Linked DNA regions of Mus musculus: regions 1 and 2 are each linked to region 3. Evidence: chromatin loops called from intact Hi-C (ENCODE). Cell type or tissue: heart. All regions are shown on one strand.

Region 1 (8,000 bases), 130 kb before region 3:
ACCTAACATTGTTTGGGTGACCAAAAACCAGAGATTAGATAGCCCAGGAACATAGGGTAAAATCAATTATTACTGTTCTTAAAATATATATATAGCAATAAAAGGACTCCTAATGACATTCTGCTATTCTTGCTCAGCCACCATCTGAGAGGCTCCCTCCTGCAGCAGATGGGAACAAATACAGAAACCCATAGACAAACATCATGTAGAGTGAGAGACCTGGGAAGACTCAGCCCTAAATGGGATGTCTTCATCAAATCCCCCTTCCCCTCATGAATTAGGAAGCCCTGCCAAAGAGGAGGTGGAAAAAGTATAAGAGCCAGAGAAGACGTAGGACACCAAGACAACAAGGCCCTCTGAATCAACACGAGCAAAGCTCACATGAACTCACAGAAACTAAGGCAGCATGCACAGGGCCTGCACAGGCCTGCATGACATTCTTTGTGCCCTTCATATATATGATAGATAGATAGATAGGTAGATAGATAGATAGATAGATATGATATGATAAGATAGATAGATAGATAGATAGATAGATAGATAGATAGATAGATGATATATAAATATCTGTATCTATCAAGGCTTCCAGATTTGCAGAATGGTGACAGTTTGTGAGAGTGATGTGACAGTGCAGAGAGGTCCCTCTTGCATTTGTTTGGTTTTGTTTCATTTTTTTCAAAACATAGTTTCTCTGTGTAGCCCTGGTTGTCCTGGAATTCAGTCTGTAGACCAGGCTGGCCACGGACTTGGAGATCCTCCTTCCTCTGCCTCCCAGGTGCTGGGATCAAAGGCCCTCGCCACCACTGTCCAGCTCCATCTTGTATCCTTGCTGAGGCTCTTTATTTCAGGTTTAGCTAGAACTTAATCTCCTTGTGAAGAAACCCATGGAAATTACTAAACTCTATTTAGGAACCCAAGGTCAAAGGTCAAAATGCCCTAGCTAACTTATCCACATAAAGATTTCTCCAGCTAATTGTTTAACTTAGTAAAGTAAGATGCCCCACTCCCCAACCCCACCCCCACCCCGCAGCTGCTGAGTGAGACACTGGGACATGGTCTCTGCCTTCAAAACCCCTGTGCTCTAGACACTTGGTGCTACACTTAGGTCTGGAATAAATACTTCCAATTGGCAAAATTAAATTAAATTAAATTAATTATAATAATTCCTTAAGAAATCCACTCCTTAATACTTCATACTGAGTACCTTCCAATCAGCACATGTTCCACATGTCAATAATAGCCTAATAATAATAATAACAATAGCCACACTTCACTGTCTCTGAACCAGCTTTAATTGTCAAAAGGCTCATGACAGAGATGTGACTTACAGAGTTGAGCAAAGCCTTTTCTGATAAGCCTTCTTTACAATACAGATATCGTTCTTTCTGTGTTCTTGCTTATTCTTCATGTTACAGACAGATAAATGTAACATCTTAATCCCTATGCATTCAATGTCCCATAATTTCTACCAAAGGCATCACCAAGTGCCACACCAAAGTGAATTCCAACCAGTGGCACATCCCATCTTGACTAATTAAATATTCGATTCTATGAACTCAATAAAAACATGCTCATTCTCTATTCCCCTTTAGCCACACAATTCTACCTTATAAAGCCATGGTTTGGGAAGGAAGCTCTAGTACTCCCTGTACAGAAATGACTTTCCCCTCCTTTGGTGCTTTGTCAGATGGTTAGAACACCAAAGCAATGGCCGCCAGCTGTAGAGTGCTTCACAACCATCCCTTACCAGTTGGAAGAAACTCAGAGAAGCAGTTTAAGGACAAGTAATAATAGATATTTACATGTTAGCTTGGCAGACAACTCCAACTTACTTGGGCCATGGCTTAAAACTTGAGTTGAGTAGTTCTCTTCTGGGTTCCACGATCAACCAAGTAGAGCCCGAGAAAGCTAGAGGGAAAGAACCATGAAAGGTTAAGGCTTCTTTGAAGTTTGTCTCAGTTGCTGTTCTACTTCTGTGAATGGACACCATGACCAAGAAAGACCAAGGCAACTCTTTTAAAAGAAGTATTTAACTGGGGCCTTACTTCAGTTTTAGAGGGTTAGTCCACGATCATGATGGCAGGAAGCAGGCAGGCATGGTGCTGGAGCACTAGTTGAGAGCTTTACATCCTAACCCACAGGCAGTAGGCAGCAGGCAAAGAGACAGACAGACACTGGGACCGGTATGGGCTTCTGAAACCTCAAAACCCATCCGCAGTGACACACCTATTCCAACAAGGCCACACCTCCTAATCCTTCCCAAATTGTTCTACTAACTGGGGACCAAACATTCAAACATATGAGCCTATGGGGGCCATTGTCATCCACACCTCCACGGAGCTTCCAAATGGAAATATGTGAAGGGCTGTTTCCTTCCTTGGAGAAAGAGCTTAGGGGCTCTGAGGGAATTCTACTCCCTTACAAAGCCAAAGTTGCTCAACTAAAGAGAGATAATTGGGATTAAATTAGTTATACCCAAACCACCACAAAGACCAGCGTATGAAATAGGATCACTCTGTCTTTCCGTAAATGTCCCCTCTAACTGCCCCATTCCTGAATTAGATACCCGATGGTCATCTCCCAGCTGAAAGCCCACTGCACCTGCCCAGGGCTCTCCCATGCACATCGATAACCAGTGCCTTCTATCCTCGTCATGGCCAACAACAGTCTGATACCTACAGAGTCCTTTTCATTCACAGCATACAACAGAAGGCACACCACACAACTCGACGCGTTTGAAGCCTAACTACGCCCTCACCAGACTCACCAGCTATTTACTGAGACAGCTGATGTGGTGGCGTAGCTTTTTGTAAACGTTTAATTTTTTTCTTTTATTTTTAATTACTTTGTTTGTGGGTTCTTGTTTTATCTGTCTCCTAACAATATCTTCTCTGTCTCAGCTTAGCTTCTCTAAGCTTAACTGCTACCTCAGTCTGCTAGCCCTGGAGCATGAGTAACAAACTGCAACCAACGGGGGGGGGGGGGGGGAAGGGTAGCGCAGGGAGGAAGGACCAAAAACCACCCACCTATGGGGCTTTAGCATTTACCCTCTGAAAAATTCCCAGAATTCCAAACAGCACACAATTACAGAATCTGTCTCCAACTGGTAAAACCATTCCTCTGCTCGAGCATGAGGCAAATCAGCATATCCCCACAGCTGGGATTAAAATGAAAGCATATTCTTATATTTCTGTGTTTTTTGAGAACCCAAACTTCCAGAATTCTCACTACAGGGTTTGTCTGTGTAGCCCTGGCTGTCCTGAAACTCACTCTCTAGATCAGGCTGGCCTCGAACTCAGAAATCTGCCTGCCTCTGCCTCTCAAGTGCTGGGATTAAAGGTCTGCTGCTGCTCCTCCTCCTCCTCTTCCTCCTCCTCCACAGCCATCTCCAAGCCAGAACCTTCTTTACGTTTCTTCTACCTACTCTCATCTCTTCTTGTTTATGTTAGATTAGGAATGTGGCCAACTATCTGTAAAAAAACAGTTGAGGCCCTAAATTTTAACTCAAGTACCATCTCAAAACTGAACACCTTGAATTCTAGTAATGGGGAGGTGGAAGAAGGCATAGTTCTGTGCTTTCGGGGCCAGCCTGGTCTACTTAGTGAATTCCAGGAAAGCCAGGGGTACATAGTGAGAGCCTGTCTCAAAATGGAGGAGGAGGAGCGGGGGGGGGGGGGGGGGACAAAGAAGAAAGAAAAAGAAAGAAATCTAAACTAACTGTATCTACCAGTACCAACACCTCCAGCGTGATGGATATACACGAAAGGGTCCCCTTCCACTTCCCTCTTTCCCCATCCTCAAAGGCACACATTCCTTCCCAGAAAGGTAAGACCCTCCCTGCTTCCTACCCTGCTGCCTACAACCCTTGAAAGCAAAACAGACTGTTTACAGGTGTTTCTATGATCTGCACAGCAACCTTCCGCACGAAACCTCTCCTTTCTTCAAGCCCCCGCCATGCCATCTTTCTGGAGTTGAGATCGCCTCTACTCACTGAAGCAAAAGGACAATAATCGGCCGTGAACCCAAGACTTTTCAGGTATTAATCACGATTTGAGGTGGAAATGAGATTTAGAGGGTTCAGACTGTCCCCACTCCCTGCCACCCAGGTGATCCACATTCAGGGGTCATCACATGCACAAATCAAACACGCTACAGTGTTAACCTCACCTTCATTAGGCTACCCAGCACTTTGGTGCCTCCCCATTAATCCATCTGTCTTATCCGCGCCTAGTTTCTCTCAATTCACTTCCCTTCCACACACCAGGTCTCATCAGGGTATCACACACTAGGATTTTCCATTGCTCACTGGTACCCACGGGACTAGGCAGGCGGCTTCCTCTCATCAGACTGCCCAGGGATGGTTTGGTCTCAAACACTCAGGTCTTACATTGGGATTCTCTTTGGGGTTCGGGAACGCTCCACGCTCCTCAGTTGTCCTCCTCCACAGCTTCGTGCGCTCCCAGCCAGCAAGCAGGCATGCAGACGGCTTCTAACTGGCTTCCTGGTGTGTCTGATAAAGCAAGCCTAGGGTCCACCGCGAGACCCGGCGCTGGCCAAGTCTTGAACTACATTTCCCAGGAGTCCATGCGACTCTTACGTCACCAGAGGGGACGCGGTAGCCAACCTAGACTGGGTTGTGTGAAAGAACACTTGCCAATGAAGGATTTGCTGGCAAGGTGAGGACTAGCAGGCAGAGTGAACGTTTCATTCTTCCATGTCCTTATATACGCTTCCAGAAAAAAAACATGGCCCAGTTTAAAACTGAATTAAAGTTCTGGACTAAAGATGTGTCTTCCTTATTCAAAAATCCAGATTCACAGTAGATCTTCCCACTTCAAAATGAGCAGAAAGCCCTCAGAGGTGTGCCCTCTATTTTGGGAGTTTTAGTTAAGTCCGGATGTAATCAAGTTGACAACCAAGAATTATCGACTCTATTAATTGCATTGTACGAAGGAAAAGTTGTTCTCCAAAATAATGATAATAAACTTTATAAAAAGAAAACAAAAATTGTCTTCTAAAACATAAGGTACAGATTGGTTAGATATTAAGCAATAATTAGTTATTTAACATGAATAAAATATAACTTACCATCCAATAATCAAAAACAATAATAAGATAGAGTTATTAAATAAATGTTATTGAGGATCAGGAGAGAGAGGATTTGCTATATTTAGATTTTCATTAAACAAGATAAAGTAGGATGTGCAATATCAATATCAAATGGTATGCATGTGATTGGACCCAAACATATCCTGAAGGAACAATCAAGTTACATGAGGAAGTTGCCCAAATGCCTATGGTTTCTACTCTTACAATGCCATCTCCTGCCAAGCATGCACCTATAGCCTCACAGTGTGTCGCCTGTGCTCTGTTGACTAAAGAAGAGATGACTAGGGCCTGGTTTACTGATGGTTCTGTACATTACGCATACGACACACAGAAGTGGACAGCTGCAGCATTACAACCCTTTTCTGGGACAACCCTGAAAGACTACTGAAGGGAAATCTTCACAGTGGGCAGAGCTTCTGGTGGTCACACATTTTGTTTAGAAGGAGAAATGACCAGAATTGGGTTTGCTCACTGATTCATGGACGATAGTCAACGGATTGGCTGGATGGTCAAGGACTTGAAAAAAAAACGTAATTGGAAAATTGGTGAGAAAGACATCTGGGGAGGAAGTACGTGGATATATCTCTCTAAATGTTCAAAAGATGGGAAATGTTTGTGTCGAAGATGTTTGTGTGTCATATAAATGATCGTCAAGAGGTGACTTCAGGGGCTGGAGACATGGCTCAGTCATTAAGAGCACTGACTGCTCTTCCAGAAGTCCTGAGTTCAAATCCCAGCAACCACATGGTGGCTCACAACCATCTGTAATGAGATCTGATGCCCTCTTTTGGCATGTTTGAAGACAGCTACAGTGTACTTACATGTAATAAATAAATAAATCTTAAAAAAAAAAAAGAGGTGACTTCAGCCAAGGAGTTCAATAATCAAGTAGATAAGATGACCCATTCTATGAATAGTCAGCCTCTTTCCCCAACCATTCCTGTCATTCCCCAATGGGCACATGAATAAAGTGGCCATGGTAGCGGAGATGCTTTGGCTCAAGAACATGGACTTCCACTCACCAAGGCTGACCTGGCTACAACGGTTGTTGAGTGCCAGATCTGCCAACAGCGGAGACCAACACTGAGTTCCAGATATGGTACTATTCCCTGAGGTGACCAGCCAATGACCTGGTAACAGAGTGACTACATTGGAACACTTCCTCCTTGGAAAGGACACTTTGTCTTTACTGGACTAGATACTTTTGTTTTTTTAAGGTGGGTGCAGCGAACTTTATTGATGGTATTCAAAGAGAGTAGGGAGGGCTCCCTAGGCCCCTCCTGTTATTATGGGGGTCTGGGGTGGAAATTGTGAGGGAGATGCTCAGTGTTGGGGGCCGAGTTGAGACAGGGACTCCTCAGCAACCAAAGGCCTCTTTCTTGCTCTCAGTGTCCTTGCTGGGATGGGTGATCCAGGGTTTCTTACTCCTTGTAGGCCGTGTAGGCCATGAGGTCCACCACCCTGTTGCTGTAGCCGTATTCATTGTCATACCAGGAAATGAGCTTCACAAAGTTGTCATTGAGAGCAATGCCAGCCCCAGCCTCAAAGGTGCAAGAGTGGGAGTTGCTGTTGAAGTCACAGGAGACAACCTAGTCCTCGGTGTGGCCCAGAATGCCCTTCAGTGAGCCCTCAGATGCCTGCTTCACCACCTTCTTGATGTCATCATACTTGGCAGGTTTCTCCAGGCGGCACATCAGATCCACAATGGACACATGAGGGTAGGAACACGAAAGGCCATGCCAGTGAGCTTCCCATTCAGCTCTGGGATGACAGTGGATATATGTTGTTCTGGGCAGCTCCATGGCCATCACGCCACAGCTTTCCAGAGGAGCCAACATGGACTAGATACTTGTTCTGGTTATGGATTCACTTTCCCTGTACCTAGTGCTTCTCCCAAAACCACCATCTGTAGACTTGCAGAATGCCTTACCCAACTTCATGGTATTCCACACAATATTGCTTCTGAGGAAGGAACTCACTTCAGAACTAGAGAAGTACGACAGTGGGCCCACTACCATGAAATCCACTGGTCTTACCATGTTCCCCACCATCCTGAAGCAGCTGGCCTGATAGAAAGATGGAATGGCCTTTTGAAGACACCGTTACAGTGACAATTATGTGCAGCACCCTGGAGGTGGTATATGCCTTGAATCAGTATCCAATAAATTTCTCAGTTTCTTCCATAGCCATGATCCAAAAGTCCAGGAATCAACAGGTGGAAATAGTTCCATTCATTACCACCCCTAGTGACTCACAAGGAAAATGCTTACTTCCTGTTCCTGTAACCTTAAATTCTGCTGGTCTAGAAGTTTTGGTTCCAGAGTGGAGAGTGCTCCTGCCAGGAGCAACAACTATTCTATTGAACTAGAATCTCAGACTACCCCCTGCCCACTTTGGGTTTCTAATGCCCTTAAACCAATCTTTTTTTTTTTTTAAAGATTTATTTATTATTATAAGTACACTGTAGCTGTCTTCAGATGCACCAGAAGAGGGCGTCAGATCTCATTACGGATGGTTGTGAGCCACCATGTGGTTGCTGGGATTTGAACTCATGACCTTCAGAAGAGCAGCCCGTGCTCTTAACCACTGAGCCATCTCTCCAGCCCCTAAACCAATCATTTTTGATAGGAATAACTGTTCAGAGGGGTAATTGATCCAGATTACCATGGAGAAATTGGATTGCTTCTCCACAATGGAGGTAAGAAGGATTATGTCTGGAGATCCTTTAGGGCACCTCTTGGTGCTACCATGTCCTGTGATTAAAGTCAATAGGAAACTACAACAGCCTAATCCAGACAGGACGACAAAGGGTGTGGACCCATCATGAATAAAGATATGCACCACTTCTCTATGAAAATACAAAGACCTGCTGTGTTTTTGCCAAGTGTGAA
Region 2 (8,000 bases), 75 kb before region 3:
AACAGTGCTGAGAGAATAGAAAATTTAAGAAAATCTGGGTCCGGGGAGACATGTTAGAGGGTAAAGCGCCTACTACCATATAAGAAACATAGCAATGCTTTTAAAAAGCCAAGGGGTAAGAACCGGACAAAAGAAAGAAAACTTGCAAAATGGAAAGATATTTGTGAAACTAAACTCTTTTACAAACTTATGGTGGACACTCTAATTGCTACAATATTCCTTGAACTACTTAGTCATACCTATTATTAAAAATAACTGGAGGGATGTAGTAAGGGTTGGTGAGACCAAAATACATTGTATACATATAGACTCTTCAAAAAATAAATATATTTTGTAAAAATACACATAAGTGTTGATAACAATATAACTTCAAACATATAAACCAGAAATGGACCAAAGAGAGATGGACAAATTACATTTCCATTGTGAGCAATATCCCTCCACAACTAAGCAGACAAAAAAAAAAAAAAAAAAAATCTCTAAGGGGGCTGGAGATATGGCTCAGCAGTTAAGAGCACTGACTGTTCTTCCAGAGGTTCTGAGTTCAATTCCCAGCAACCACATGGTGGCTCACAGCCATCTGTAATGGGATCTGATACCCTCTTCTGGTGTGTCTGAAGACAGCTACAGTGTACTCATATACATAAAATAAATAAATTTAAAAACCAAATCTGTAATGTCTGCTGGTGTGGTGATACAGGCCTTTAATCCCAGAAATCTGGAGGTATAGGAGGGTGGATCTCTGTGAGTTTGAGACCAACCTGGTCTACAGAGTGAGTTCCAGGACAGCCAGGGCTCCAAAAAACAAAACAAAACAAAGGCAAAACTGTAAGGTCATATGATGGTCACACAATATATATGTGTATTTGTGTATGTATATGTGTGTGTGTATATATATATATATATATATATATATATATATATCCATACATACATATATGTGTGTGTGTGTGTGTGTGTGTGGTTTTTTTGTTTGTTTGTTTGTTTGTTTTTTTTTTTGCTTTTCGAGGCAGGGTTTCTCTATGTAGCCCTGGCTGCCTGGAACTCACTCTGTAGACCAGGTTGGCCTCGAACTCAGAAATCTGCCTGCCTCTGCCTCCCAAGTGCTGGGATTAAATATATTAATATATATCACAACATATTGCGATATATGTATATACATAAGCATACACACACAACACAATTGAGGAACGATTATTTTTATGCAATGTGGCATTTATGAAAAGTGATTATGGTATCGACCATAAAACATTTTTCAGCTAGACCACTACCCAGAGATATTATCTGAAACAGAAAATGCATTTCCAAATGACTCCTGGATCACAGAAAACGAATTAAAAAAGAAAGCCATTTATATTTAAAAGACAATAAAAAATCTACATATAAATACATAAGAATGTAAAGTATTACATTAACCAAGGCTAAAAATTAATAAGCTAAACTTTGGGGTTAGAAAGCAAACTTATCAAAAACCCCACGAGACCCTCAGCCACTCATCACATTCCCTAACATCACTCACTTGTCATCACAATCACACATCACCCGGCCGACCTCCCTCCTCCAAAACTCAGAGTTCCGTTATTGATCGGAGAAATCCTTGCCACTGACAACCATCAACACAGCAGACAGCACCCGGTCACTAACTCCCAACATAGGCACACACTACTGACTCCACAGAATTCTAGTTGAAACCAACCGGAATCATCTCGGATGACTTCTTGCCCTTAAGACTCAATGGAAGCAGCACGGGGGAGGGGGAGGGGGAGGGAACCACCTTCAAGCACCAAGGTCACTTCCGGTCTTAAAAAAAAAAAGGCCCTGGGCTATTAGTACTGCGCATGCTCAGCATTACCTCCGATGCCAGAGGACTCCAATAACCCACAGCGTGCTTACATAGCTTCAAGATCCTTTGTACACAATTCCTTAGGAGGATCGATTAACATAGTCGTGCCCAGAGATGCCGCGTAGGCCGCCATCTTTCAAATTTACGCATTCCGTACAGCAGAGGAATAGCTATCCAGCCAGATTACACGGAATGAGATAAAGAACGTAGACCCAAGCACTGTGGCCCACGTCCGAGCATCATCCGATAAGAGGAGGTTCTTCTGGACACGGGGTCATGAGTTCTGTAACACTGAGAAACCTAGTTGCCACTCTGAATAACCTGCTCTCTGTGGAAGAAACCATGCGGTGCAGGGGATTCAGAGGAGAAAAAAAAAAAATTGAGAGGGCTTGTGGGAGAAACCATGTGGAAATGAGGGGACAAATCAAAGTGGTACAATCCACTTTGTAAAAAAAAAAAAAAAAACCATTCATGAAAAAGGTAGAAAAAAACCAGCAACTCCAAGAGCATCAGACCAGTATCAGAAGCAACTGGAAGAGTGTCAAAATCTTTAACAAGACAAACCACATTGGGAGATAAAGTAGAATCTGGGATAAATCCCTTGGAAGATACCGCCGTGAAGCTCCCTTCACGTCAGGGTGTCGGAAGGACAGAGAAGAATGCATGGGTGAAGCCCATCCGTTTCCGTTATTCTCCACTCTAACCACCTCAAGTAAACTAGTAGGCAGCTGTAAGAAAAAGAATAGTTTAATGCTAGGCGTGATGGCACCAACATGTGATTAAAAGCACGTAAAATTAAAATATAATTAATGGATAGCAATCTCCTTAGTGTGTAAATGAAGCCTTAATTTAATACCATGGCTCACCCTCTAAATATCTAATTAAGCTCAAAAGACTGACATTACAAGCTGAAATAGGGCCGGGCGTGCTGGTGCACGCCTTTAATCCCAACACTCGGGAGGCAGAGACAGGTGGATTTCTGAGTTCGAGGCCAGCCTGGTCTACAAAGTGAGTTCTAGGACACCCAGGGCTATAAAGAGAAACCCTGTCTCAAAAAACCAAACCAAACAAACAAACAATGCTTGCTTATACTGCTCTGCCTAGGACCGGAGTTCTGTTCCCAGCTCACAAATCTGTCTGTAACCCTAGGTGATGTAACATCCCTTTCTGACCTTTACAGGCAAATACAGGAAAAACAAGCCAGCGATGGTGGCACACTCCTTTAATCCCAGCACTAGGGAGGTAGAGGCAGGCAGAGATTTCTGAGTTCGAGGCCAGCCTGGTCCACAGAGTGAGTTCCAGGACAGCCAAGGGCTACACTCTGTCTCAAAAGACAGAGAGAGAGCGAGAAGAATTGTAAACAAACGCTTCTATTTCCTTTATTAAAATCAACTAATTTAGAGATTACTGTAACAACCACAAACGTGTGACTAGATATACAAACTCATACACATAACTCATAAAATAGAATATTGTGCAGCTAAGAAAGGAAATATTTATATAGAAATGAGTCCCATAAACACCAAAGTAAAACGGTGTACCCAGTGTATGATGAAGCTTGCCTTTGGTCCAAGCATTTGTGAGACAGAGACAGACTGATCTACGTGAGTTTAGTGCAAACCAAGTCTGCATAGTGACTTGCAAGTCCGCCTAGAGTGAGACCCAGACTCAAAATAAATAAAAATTCGAAGAGAATTTTTTTCACTACGTTATAACAGAACCCTATACCTATTCGGGAACAACCACTCGTTTACAATTCTTCCTAAATCTGATAGATTTTAATAACTAATATTCATTCTTTTTTTTTATATGCCACCTAAATGGATCATATAAATCCTATGCTGAGCCTCGCCAACAGAAAAGGGTAAAACGGAGAATCTGTCGTCATCCTGAAAATTCCTACAGTGAGTTACAAGGCCCAGAAATGTCCAGACTCAGGGTGTGGTATCTCAGAAATCATTTCAACAACTTTGTTCCAGGAGACCAGTGCCACGCAGTTCCTTTTTTAGACTACATTTCCCAGAAATACACGCGACTCTACACAACTTCCGGTGCAAACCTACTCCAAAAACATACAGTGATTCTCTGAGATTGGCCCCCTATCATGGAAGGGGCTCAATGCATTGTAAGAGTTTCTGTCCGAGTTTGTATATCTGTCTAGGAATTTCACGCACAAAATTGAAAATGCGGAACGAGCTCCTCGGCCTGCCTCAGGCCGTGCTCTGGCGGGAAATCCGAGAATGGATGCCATCTTCCCCGCCAGTTCCAATCGCGGACTACATTTCCCAGAAGCGTTCGCGAGTGCTAGGCAGCCCCTTCTTTTGCCTGCGGGACCCTCGTCGTCCGGGGACGGGAAAGTGTACGGCGAGCGGCCTATAGGCCCTTGTTAAGGCTCCAAAGCTGCGGCCCTGGGGTCTGAAGGGAAATACCAGTCAGTATCTGAGATGTCAGGTCAGTGGGAGCTGGTCTAGCAGGATGAGCAGCAGTGAGGCTTTGGCTCTGTTTAAGTGTGACCTTAAGTGACTCTAGGACGCAGTGAGTGCGTGGCTGTGATTTTTAGGATTCTTTGGTGGGTGTGTCAATGACCTGTGAACATGCGCAGAGCTGTGTGTGTACGTATGCACGTTTTCTTTATTATATGTGATTAATAACTTTGTGGCAGTGTGTGTGATTGTGTCCCAATGTGTTTGGACCTATTGTGTGTAACGGTATAGCACCTGTGTATGAGGGATATATCAGATAGCCAGTAATTATGCTTCCAAGAGTGTTAATCAGAGGGGGACTGTCTGTATGTTTGTATACTATGTGTATTGGGTACCTGTGACTGTGAGGATGTTTGAGTGTGATTATGTAACTTTATGTGATACCATGAGCATGGTTGGATGTAGCTGATCTTTGTTACTTTGTGGGTTCCTTTATTCACCGACCCTTTATACCCCCCCCCCCCCCCCACACACACACACACAACACCACCCTCCTGCTAGATAGGAGCGAAAGAAAAATAGATGGGGGAGAGAGAGAAAAAGAGAGAGAGATCCTTGACTCTAATTTGTTTCTTCTTTGATCATGACTGCTAACAAACCTTACCATACTCCCTGAACAACCACCAATCCAATCCTGCTTGTCTGGACCCTAGCATTTATGTATCCTCTGAAAAGTCCTCAAAATTTCAAATGCCACACAGTTGCAGAAACTATCTGCCACTGGCAAACCCATACCTATGCTAGAGCACAGGTAAATGAGCTGCTTTGAGGTAGCCCCATATTCCCACACGCACCCCACACGCACCTGGAATTAAAGCAGAGACATACTCTCAGAATATTTCTGTGGGTTTTTTTTTCAATTTTTTTTTATTATTCCTGTGGTTTTTAATGAAACCAAAATTCCAGAATTCTCACTACAATTGGAAGATGGCATGTAATTGTCAAGCTGACAGTATGTGTGTCTTAGGGGCTGTTATGTTCTGTTGAATGTGTATTGTGTATTGATTGTGTAAAATTTCATGAGGGCAACTGGAAGTGATTATAACTGTTGTGTGACTCCGCCGTGAGTCTCCTGTTGTGCCCGTTTGTAGCACTGTGGTTTTATGTGGTGTTGTATTTAAGGGTTCTATAAATGTGGTTGTGATTTCATCCTCAGGATGGATGTGTGACTGTGACTATCCAACCATACATTGTTGTGCTGTCATTTGGGTAGGGTGTGCTTGTGAGGATATATGTGGTTCCATGGTGGGTGACTGACAGCAGCTGTGGGTTTGTAGATTTGGTGTGCCTCTGACTGCCCAAGTGACTCCAATTTTCTGTCCTAAGAGACCCCCAGTGAGATAAGAACAGATTCCAGTATTGGACAACATAGGCTACATTCCTTCTCTGACTCTAGACATTATCATGAGAACCTAGACTTCTCCCTGGGTGACAGGTATGGATCCAGGGTGGCCTTTTATTAAAAGACTTAGGACTTCATGACTCATTTTTTCCCCCAGCTCCACTCCTCCAGAGGTACCCAGTGGAGAAAAGAGGAATGGCGGTGGACCACGCCAAAAATAAGGTACACTGGGGTTTCTGTTGGGATGACCCACAAATACTGTATTTTCTGGCTATAAAAAAGTGTGTTCTTGTTTTTCAATTATTTGGAGCTGGTGACAACTGGCTAGTAGGACATGTAAATGTCACTTCCATGCCTCCCTTTAAAAGTAAGGCGACTTTCCCCAGCCTGCTAGTAGAATAAGGAATGTGACTTTTTGCATAATAAAGAGCAGTTGGCAGGAATTAAGGGGGTGGGACTTCCAGGCTGGCAATGTTGCCAGCAGACAAAGATGGAATCAGAAGGCCCCCAGGACAGATAGAAGCAGCTAGCAAGAACCACTTGGAGAAACAGAATGGCGGAGGTCAGGATAAGTTAGTAGCTGAGACACTGTCCCAGCAAAACTTAACAACAGCTTTAAACTATGTAGCTGTCTCCATGTCTTAACACAGACTTATCAAGTGACCCGGTTCTTCCAATTGTCCATTCATGGAAATGATGGAAAACTCCAACATAGACACATGGCCTGTGTTCTCCCTGACTTCCTTCTGTTTAATGGTCACATGTTAATTTAGGAATTAGACAACTTACAGTTTTTGTTTCTTTCTATAACATGGTTATTTCAAAGAACTTGGAAAACAGAGCCAATTAAAATTTTTGCTACACAAGGATAACCTCTGTTTGATCAATTTCCTTTTCATGACATTTTCAAGGGTGGGATCTTACAGCATTAACCATTTCATATATTTGGAGTGAAAAACTATGCGTGGCAGTTGTGTGGTTTGGTTGTTGTTGGCTTTCTTTTGATTTTTGAGACAGGCTGGTCTCAGACTCTGCAAGTAGCTGAGCATGACCTTATACTTCTAATTCTTCTGAGCTGCAATTACATGTGTGAGTCACTATACTTCTGCATGTATGCATGTATGCGCAGTACCACATACATGCCGTGGAGGCCAAGAGAGGGTGTTAGAGTCACTGGAACATACTGAAGGTTGCGAGCTACCGTGTGGAGGCTGGGATCCAGACCCAGGTCCTGTGCAGCAGCAGGAAGCACTCTTAACCACTGAGCAAGCACTCAGCCCCCATTTTGAGTTTTTTGTGTAGTTGGTTGTGTTTAGCTCTGAGGCAGGGTCTCTCGCTGTAACCCAGGCTGACTCCGTGCTTTAAATCAGTGGCTCGCAACCTTCCTAATGCTGCAGCCCTTTAATGCAGTTCCTCATGTTGGGGTGACCCCACCCATAAGATTACTTTGTTGGCCCTTCATGAATGTAACTTTGCTACTGTAATGAATCATAATGTAAATATCTGCTCTGCGGGATAATTGATTATCCAGAACTACTTGGTTATCTAGAACCACTTCTCTAGAGTCTCCTGCTTCACTTCCCTAGTACTGGGTCACTGGTATAAGCCACCATGCCAAGTTCTGTACAAGGGTTTGAATCTTCTTTTAAAAATCCAAGCCAGGCAGTGGAAGATTCTAAGAAGTTTGAACTGTGTGTATAAGCTGTTGAGGTTGTACAGTCAAAAATCAAAACGTTTGGCCACCAGAAAAAGAACTTGAATTAGTAAGAAATGAAGGATTGTTTTGGTGTTTGAAACCAGGGCATTATGCGCATTCTTTATGAGTGAGCTAACTCCCCAGGCCTGTTCTTTGAGACTTGATCACACTCTATAGCTAAGGCTGGCCTGGAACTCACTGTGCAACCTGGGCAGACAAGACAGCTCAACTCCAAATCAGTCCTCTTGCCTCGTCCTCCCTGGGGCTGGCTTATAGTCGTGCAGCATCATGCCTGGCTTTGTGTCCTGTTTCTGGATGAACAGGCAACCCAGAGGTCCCGGGTCTGGTGACATCATGGAGTGGCTCTTTTGCTCAGCCGGACAACGCAAGCACCAACATTTTGGAAGTGCTCTCTGTGTTCTAACCTGGGTGTGTTTATTGTTTCAGAAACCGGTGGTGTTCAGTGACGTGTCTCTGGACTTCTCGCAGGAGGAGTGGGAGTGTCTGGGCCCCGCGCAGAGAGACTTGTACAAAGATGTGATGCTGGAGAACTATAGCAACCTGCTCTCAGTGGGTAAGGACACCTGTATCAGCAGCGCAGCCATCTCTGCAGTGTCTGCTTCTTCCTCAAGGAAT
Region 3 (8,000 bases):
TTTGGCTGACCGTCGAGACTCCTCTACCCTGTGCAAAGGTGTATGAGTTTCGACCCCAGAGCTCTGGTCTGTGTGCTTTCATGTTGCTGCTTTATTTCGACCCCAGAGCTCTGGTCTGTGTGCTTTCATGTTGCTACTTTATTAAATCTTACCTTCTACATTTTATGTATGGTCTCAGTGTCTTCTTGGGTACGCGGCTGTCCCGGGACTTGAGTGTCTGAGTGAGGGTCTCCCTTCGGGGGTCTTTCAATATGAATGTATAGAAGGGTGTGATGTTGGAGAACTTCAGCCATTTTTGTTAAGTGGGTAAAAACAACTGCCCTCTGGTATGCAGACTGTCCTTGCCACCATTGCCCAGCTAAAACAACCAAAACTTATGATCACGTTTTGGAGCCCAAATCCCAAGAAGGTGCTGGTGTAGTGCCAGGGAAGTGTTAGTGACACCCCCCCCCCCAAACCCAGACAGGAGCCGATTCTTGAATTTTATTTTTATGGTGGCAGAAATGTCTACAATATCCATACTAATGACCAACTCATTCGTGTCAGGCATTTTGTTAGGCAGAGTTGTCAAAAATGTTTTCGGATACCCTTCCCCCTTCAGATAACTCGACGACTTCATCTTTTCCATTTTGCTGTCCTGTTGTTGTAACTGTCACAATGAAACTGCAATCTCAAGTACAGTCCTGCGTTGCCTGGCAACCAGGACGCGCTCTTGGAAACATTTTCTATGTGGTTTCATTGTTCACCACCATTGTGTGCACTTCCATAAGCCTATAAGGATTATTGCACACTTACACAGTATTGTACAGCTTATTGTTTCCAAGCCACAAACGTATACTGTATGGTACTACACTGGAAACTATAGACAATTTTAACACAATAGTCTCTGTTTGTAAGCATGGACAACATAGGGAAAATACGAGACAAGTGGATTTTTCAGCTCCATTTTTAATTTTATGGGACCAACTTTGTACATGAGGTCAGTCATGGGCCATAACACTCTTCCGTGGTGCACTACTGCATAGGGCTTCCATGTGAGTTGTTCTAGTCAATTACTGACTCTAAGGATGGAAGCCCTCAATTTATGGCTGGCTGTGTTATGCCCAGATCCCGGGATACCCAAAGACCACCAGATGTCAAACTCATATGCAAAAGCAAAGAGTCTTTATTCAAGCTCCAACTCAGACCCTCAGGCCCCTTCAATGCAGCAACCCTGAGCATTTAAGGCTCAGCCTTTTTATTGTGGTTACAGCAGAGTGAGGGGTTTATCAGCTTGGCAGTCACATGATTGGCTTAAGCAATCTATTTATATCTATCTACAGCCTCTGGAATGTTAGGTATTTTCCTGCTGGTGGCCTGTGTCTAGGGTAGTTCCTTCCTGGTTTTTCCAGTAACTAGAGTTTAACTTGAGGATAGAGCCTAGTATATAAAATGAAGGCCTGGTTACAAGATAGAATCTGTCTTGTCAAGTTGGGTCCCTTCAGCTGAGAAGTGTAGTGTTTTGGAGACACCAAACTGTGTTTTCTGTCTGACCCAAGACACAAGGCTGAAGTTAGAGCAGTCTTCTGGGACAGAGGTTCTTAACCCGTGGGTCTGTATTAACTCAGTCTAAGATAGAACTGTAGAGCATCTAGATGGTAAGGAAGAATTGGCTACTGTTTTTGAAGAGGGCACACAGTCCCAGCTCACAGGAGAAATGAGGTTAACCCCCTTTCAGCCTAGGTGGAAAGGGATCCATCCAGACAGGATCTGAAACGCCTTGTAAGATGCTTTGGGGTTCTTTTCCTATATTCTCTAGAGTTTACAGGGCATAAAGACTGGTTCCAATTCTACTTCTTGGATCCATCATGGTACAACAAAGAGTGACAAAAGCACCAAGCTACAAGCCAGGAACGGTAAGTAACTACTACTTGAAGGAGACAGGCTGTTCAGTGCACTAAGAGGTTTCCAATTACAGCTTTTCTGAGAAATTCGTGAGAGTATCCCACAGGGGGCGCTCGGGGGGTGGGGGCATTGCTGAATAGCTTTACAGACAGACTAACAAATCTTTCAAGAAAATCTTCTGGACATCTCCTCTTCACAATCACAGTTCTAATTGAACAGTATGCTTATTGACCAGTTTCTACAGAGACTGCCTGTTAGGTGTTTGGTTGGAGAACCATCCTAGGCTTGCCCTCGCCTCCATGCAGTCCAGGAAATTCCATTTCCTCCCTCTCCCTACACACACTCACACACACACTCACACACACACATACACACACACACACACACACACACACACACACACACACACAGAGAGAGAGAGAGAGAGAGAGAGAGAGAGAGAGAGAGAGAGCCCTGACAGTCTCACATTCCTGACATTCCTGACAGGCCCCACCCTGCTAACCTGAAGACATAAACTCTTCAGGTCCCACTCCAGTGCTCCCATCCCCCCACCAATCTATAAGAAGTTCCCACATCATACGCTGCCTGTGACTTTCCAGTTTTGTCCTCTGAGACCGGTGAGTTCACCCAGGAGCCATTCGCAAATAAACTTACTTCTAATTCACCTGAATTGGCTTGTGTCTCCAGTGGAGGAAACATTCACTGGGTAGGAGGGAGAGAAGTGTACAGTGAAATCAGACTGAACATCTTCCTTCCACATTACACACTTTGGTTTCAAAAATATGAAGCCAGCTTGAGATCAAAGAGGCCTTGAAACTGGAGATTATACTGAACTGGAATTTGTAATTAGTAAAAGAAAATTGACCACATGAGTGAAAATCATCAAATGATAACAGTGTACACAGATTATTGTTGTTTTCGGAGACAGGGTCTTGCAGTGTAACATTGGCTGGCTTGGAGCGCACTCTGTAGACCAGGCTGGCTTGAAACTCACAGAGATCCACCTGCTCTGTCTCCCACCAGTTAAACTTAAGCCGATTATTCTAGCTTGCAATCAGGCTTGGAACATGGCTACCTCTATGCCTCTCTCTGACTTAATAATAGGTATAGCTATTCTTTTCTCCAATGGAGACAATATAGGGATCTATTTTCAAATGACAAGTCGTCATTAAGCAAGTACTTCCAGAGGCATTCAGATGTTGGGGTCATGGGGTGTGCAAATAATGAGGAAAGGACCAAGAAAGTCGGAAATAAACCACAAGTAAACTTTATACCCTCCCCCCGTCCCGTTCCCTCCCCCCCCCCCCCCCCCCCGGGAAAACACTTCTAACTGGTTAGGGTCACAAGTCAGCTTCGACCTTTGACAAAGGGAGAGAGCAGTCTCCTTTCTCCTTTTGAAGCATAAAGGCAGGAGCAGAGGTTCAGGGAACAATAAAGAAGGAATTTGTAAATTGAGGGTTAGTTCTGGAGCCCAGGGTGTGGCAGGTAGGAGGATGTTCATTCAGGCTCAAGGCTATTCTAAGACAGAGGTCTTATCTCAGCCTTTAGGGAGCTCGCCCAGGCCTGGTGGTTTTACTGCAGCTTGAAAGAAAGTAAGGCTTGCGGGCATGCAGTAAGATGGGGGCGGCCGTCCAATACCTGGGATCACTCTGGGCTCGGCACAAAGGAAAGCCCGGCTCTTTGTGGTTTGTAGTGCATTCTTTGCCTCTTTTGGGTAACTGACCTGGCAATGGGTAAAACTGGGAGTAGACATAAAAAAATTGTGACCCTCCAGGTCTTTCTTGGCCAGGCCAGAGATCATTACCAGCCTTGTCCCCATTATCCATCCTGCGTAGAGAATGGAGATTAGGAGAGAACTGGCACCCTGACCAATTTGCGAATCTAAACCTCACCTCAGAGATTGTTCCCAGGAGCAGAGTTCTGAAGTCACAACCACTCGGGTGACAGGAGCCCCATGGTTACATGCAAGATGCCACATAGAGGTAGGCACAGTCTTACACTTAAGCCACAACTCCACAACGACCAGACATTTCATGTCCTCATAGAAAAGCTATCAGAATGTATTACAAACAACCACAAAAACTATTCCAGGGCACTGCGTCCGCCCAGTCGCAAGGCTCCTGCCGAGAGGCTGGACAGGCCACTAGCCTTTCTGGGAAATGTAGTCCACAAAGGGACAGCCACCTAGCGCCCCCAGCGCCTCCTCTGGTTGTTCCGGAAAAGACCGTCCCCGCAGCTGCTCACGTCCAGCGCTGCTTCGCCGGCGGCGTCACCGTCTCGCCGCGCTAATGGGCTCAGCCACCTCGGCGCCTTCGGCCATGACTCCTGTCCCTAGCACAGGAAACGCCAGCCGAGCTCTGACCGGAAGTTGGGTCGGGCCGCGGGTCCTTCTGGGAGCACCTGTGCTCTGGGACATAACGGGCGCGCGCTGCCGCCCGAGTGGAGGGGCTGGCCGTGCGTGGCCCGCATGCCGCGTCTCTGAGGTTGCGTCTCGGGAGGTTTTGGCTGGTGGCGCTGCGGGGACCTCTCCACGGGAGAGGCACGGGTGGTCCGGTTTGCGCCGGCCGTGGGCTTCGGGCTGGGCGCGGGCTCTCGGGGGGCTCGGAGTATCCCGGGTCACAGCTTTGCGGAGAGCTCCGGGCCAGAAGGCGGGACTCAAGCCTGTTCGGAGCTGCAACCAAAAACCTGGTAAGAGTTTGTGCTACTCTGGAGATTTGGAGGGGGTGTGGTTGTGCGAGAGCGAGTGTCCTGTCGTGGCCATGTTTGGTGGTAAGGGGTTGAGTAAGGGTGTGGTGAGTGTGGGGATGGCGTGGCGTGTGCAATTGTACCGCGGAGTTCTTAGGTGTGTAGCATTTGGCGTAACTCGTAACTACGGGGAAAAAAAATCTGTACTTTCTAATGATTTCCCCCTCCTCATTGCCGCCCTTTCAACACTTTCTTCTCTAACTTTTTTCAGTTTTTCTTTCTATTATTACCTAATGGCTTGCTTGGCTTATTTAATTTTTAAAAAAATCTTTTCTTTTCTCTCCTTTCCTTTTCCTTTTTCTTTTTTTCTTTTTCTTTTCTTTTCTTTTCTTTTCTTTTCTTTTCTCTTCTTTCTTTCTTTTACCTTTGTAGTGTTGAATTTAAATCTAACGCTTCAATCACACCAGGCAAAAACTGTACCAATGAGCTACATTCCCAGCCCTGAAGTTAGTTTAATAATGGCTGAAAAAAATTCCTAAGCTCAATAGCAAACCAACTGGGATTCCTTCAGTTCACGTTGTTAGCAGATTCATTGCATTTAGCTGATCCAGGCTGTATTTGGTTGAAATTCAGATCTGCTCTCTGTTTGTTGTTTTCTGGTGCTCAAGTTAAAAAGAACTGATTCCAAACATATTTTCTTTTCACGGTGGATTATGGGAGCACAGGGGAGATCATGCAAAGACTCTAAAAAACCTCTGCTTCAAATGTGTCCATATTTAGCCAAAGAAAAGTTGTGTGGGTAAGCTTGTAGTCTATTAAAATAACTATTTGCCACATTAAGAAATCTCTAGAAATACTTTTATACTGGGTGTTACCGTTTAGTGCAAGTGCTCTTTGATGATAGTGTGCTCTTGTTTGCACTCTCTTGTGTGCACTCTCTAGCTCTGCTCTCTAGCTTGCTCACTAGCTCTCTCTCTCTCAAATTACATTTGTCACAAATTTTATATTCCAAACCCTTTGTCTTTATGTTTCAGGTTTCTCATGAGCAACATATCAGCTGAGTGTTTTTTAAACTCATTTGTCTGGCCTGACTGTTAATAGGTGAGTTTAATTCTGCTGTATTATCATACTACTGAAAACACGTTTTTATTGTTTATATTTACCTTGTTTCGGTACCCCCCTCACTGGCTTGGTTTCTGTTCTTGTCTGTGTGTACTTAGCAAAACCTCAAACTTAAACAAGACATTTACATGCTTGTACACCAAACTAGCTAGCCATCTCTTTCTGTCATCCTTGAGTAATATATTACATTATGTTGCAATACTTTAAAAAAAATTTTTTTTTTGTTTTTTTCAAGACAGGGTTTCTCTGTGTAGGCTTGGCTATCCTGGAACTCACTTTGTAGAACAGGCTGGGCTCAAACTCAGGAATCCACCTTCCTCTGCCTCCCGTGTGCTGGGATTAAAGGCGTGCCCCACCACTGCCCGAAATTCTTAAGCTGTGTGTGGTGACACATACCTGTGATTTTAGCATCCAGGAGGCTGACATTCAAGAAGTTCACATTCAAGGCCGCTTGAGGCTAATCCAAGATACAGTGAAAGAAAAACAAAGACAAAGGGAGGTGGGGGTGGGAGGGCAATCCCAGGTGAGCAGATGTATTTCCTCTGGTCTACGTGAATATGTATGTTTATAAATGGTGGTAAATACGCCATATACAATTCATTATCGTAGTCACATGGTCAGTGACAGCCATTCACACCATCCTCTCGTCACCAACCACAGTGCGGTTTCCACAGGACCAGTCAGCACAGTGATCCCCTTTCCTCCTTACTCCCAGGTCCAGCAATCAGGGGTCTGCTCTCTGTCGGAATTTGAGAATTCTAAGTATTTAATATCAGAGGTCCTGTCCTTTCGTAACTCCTGGGTTAGTAGTGTCAGAATTCACTTCAAACCCTAAACAATACGTTGTGTATGAGTAAATACTTTTAGTCTCCCCTTGAGTCCGTGAACACCTGTGAACACAAGCTACGACTACTTGGCTGTTGCAGACGGCACTGCTCTGAACAAAAGGACAAAGTCCTTGCTTTCTGCCGGTTTGCGTGTTATACCCAGGAGGAGGGGCTGCCTGACTTTGTGACTTTGTTGGCTACTCTATTTTTAGGTTTTTGACTGACCTATAAGGGCTGCAGATCTGATTCACTGAACTCCTAACTATCATTGGCAAAGTTAGAATTCCTATTTTCATGACGATGGTGGGTAGATGCCATAATAGAAATTCTGTCGCTTCTTAGAATTTGAGAATTGTGGAGTAAAAAGTAAACAGGTAGAGTGGGTAGGTGGCACAAGTCAAGGCCAGCCTGTTAGAGAGAGCTTGATTTTAAAGACAGGAGTAACTATGCAAATGTGTCTCAAGCATAACCCCAAGGTTTATTAAAATAGTCCTTTCGGCTTTATTAATTTTGTCATACAGAGAAAAGATTCATTCACCTTTTCTAACTTCTTTCTCTTTACTAAATAAGGTCTCATAGATGGTAAACTACTGTATTTTAACAGCCATTTCATTTATTTATATCTAGTATCGTATGGTCATAATTTTTATTTCAAATGAAGGTCATGGAATTACAATGCTCTTTTACCTCAATGACCAAGGCAATTCACATAGAGAATGGAAATATTGTTAATATCTGGCTTTTTTTTTTTTTTTTCCTTACATCCTGGACACTGCTTCCCCTCCTGGTCTGTATCCCTCCCTCCCAGGCCTCACCTATCCCCCGAATAGCTGGCTTTTTAATGCATCTTCCTTTACTGCCACCAGGGATGCCTGTGACTGAGTATTTTCCAAAGGCTTTACTATCATAAGTGCTTGTGGGGTGCTCGTGTGTCACAGCATGCAGGTGGAGGTCAGAGGACAAGTTTTAGAGTCAGTTCTCTGCTCTTTTAATGTGGAAGGTTCCAGGCATAGAACTCAGGTTCATCAAGCTGAAACAATAAGTCTTGTTATGCAGCGATCCATCTAGATAGCCCCGGAGTCGCCTATGTTTGAGTTAGCCATATCTGTCTCTGCATTGAGGCTACACTAATGAATCTAAAGATGCTCGGGCTCCATTTTGTTTCTAGACTGTTTGTGTCTCTGTTGAGTACTTCATGCACTCTGACTTCGTTTTTACATCTAGTAGCTTTGCTGTAGAGAGAGTGTTACAAACAAGGAAATAAGTGTTGGGAGCTGTGTTAATTATCTCTTGGTATGTATCGCAGTGACCTACCAGAAGATAGTGACCGCTGGGAGCTGTCTCTGAGGCTGGTTATAAGAAAGAACCTGTGAGGACGCATGAGGCCAATTTTATTTCTGGTTGAAGCCCACAGGTCCTGCCTCCCAACACTAAGACTGTGCTGTGCATGGAGATGGCTGAGGACAGATGTCTGTCATGGAA

Evidence for each region. Hi-C counts contacts between places; a loop is a spot of excess contacts. Peaks named below come from ENCODE experiments on the same cell type or tissue, not always from the same donor. Only the 100,000 strongest peaks of a DNase experiment are listed, where the experiment ranks them.
Region 1: a loop joins it to region 3, with 2.4 times the contacts of the local background. A loop is called at or near these places in 3 of 42 quality-filtered maps.
Region 2: a loop joins it to region 3, with 3 times the contacts of the local background. A loop is called at or near these places in 5 of 42 quality-filtered maps.

Annotation. Positions count from the first base shown.
Region 1 is chr7:29,849,110-29,857,109 of GRCm38, forward strand. Zfp940 (zinc finger protein 940) reads right to left here and starts at 4,539. Exons shown (of 5, transcript NM_173738.2): 1 at 4,388-4,539; 2 at 1,833-1,908. The coding sequence starts at 1,841. In heart, no CTCF peak of the experiment used is centred here; a DNase peak (open chromatin) is centred at 4,572; H3K4me3 peaks cover 1,209 bases; H3K27ac peaks cover 1,068 bases.
Region 2 is chr7:29,904,358-29,912,357 of GRCm38, forward strand. Zfp27 (zinc finger protein 27) reads right to left here and starts at 1,747. Exons shown (of 5, transcript NM_001037707.1): 1 at 1,697-1,747. It overlaps Zfp383 (zinc finger protein 383), which reads left to right and starts at 4,160. Exons shown (of 5, transcript NM_001243908.1): 1 at 4,160-4,294; 2 at 5,826-5,890; 3 at 7,812-7,938. The coding sequence starts at 4,288. It overlaps Mir7668 (microRNA 7668), which reads left to right and starts at 2,152; the gene lies at 2,152-2,210. In heart, a CTCF peak has its summit at 2,123; DNase peaks (open chromatin) are centred at 1,864 and 4,194; H3K4me3 peaks cover 4,077 bases; H3K27ac peaks cover 3,824 bases.
Region 3 is chr7:29,979,657-29,987,656 of GRCm38, forward strand. Zfp568 (zinc finger protein 568) reads left to right here and starts at 4,299. Exons shown (of 10, transcript NM_001167872.1): 1 at 4,299-4,572; 2 at 5,604-5,670; 3 at 7,926-8,000. It overlaps Gm31735 (a long non-coding RNA gene), which reads right to left and starts at 3,865. Exons shown (of 2, transcript XR_001778074.2): 1 at 3,777-3,865. In heart, CTCF peaks have their summits at 1,978, 2,844 and 4,092; a DNase peak (open chromatin) is centred at 4,185; H3K4me3 peaks cover 4,839 bases; H3K27ac peaks cover 5,083 bases.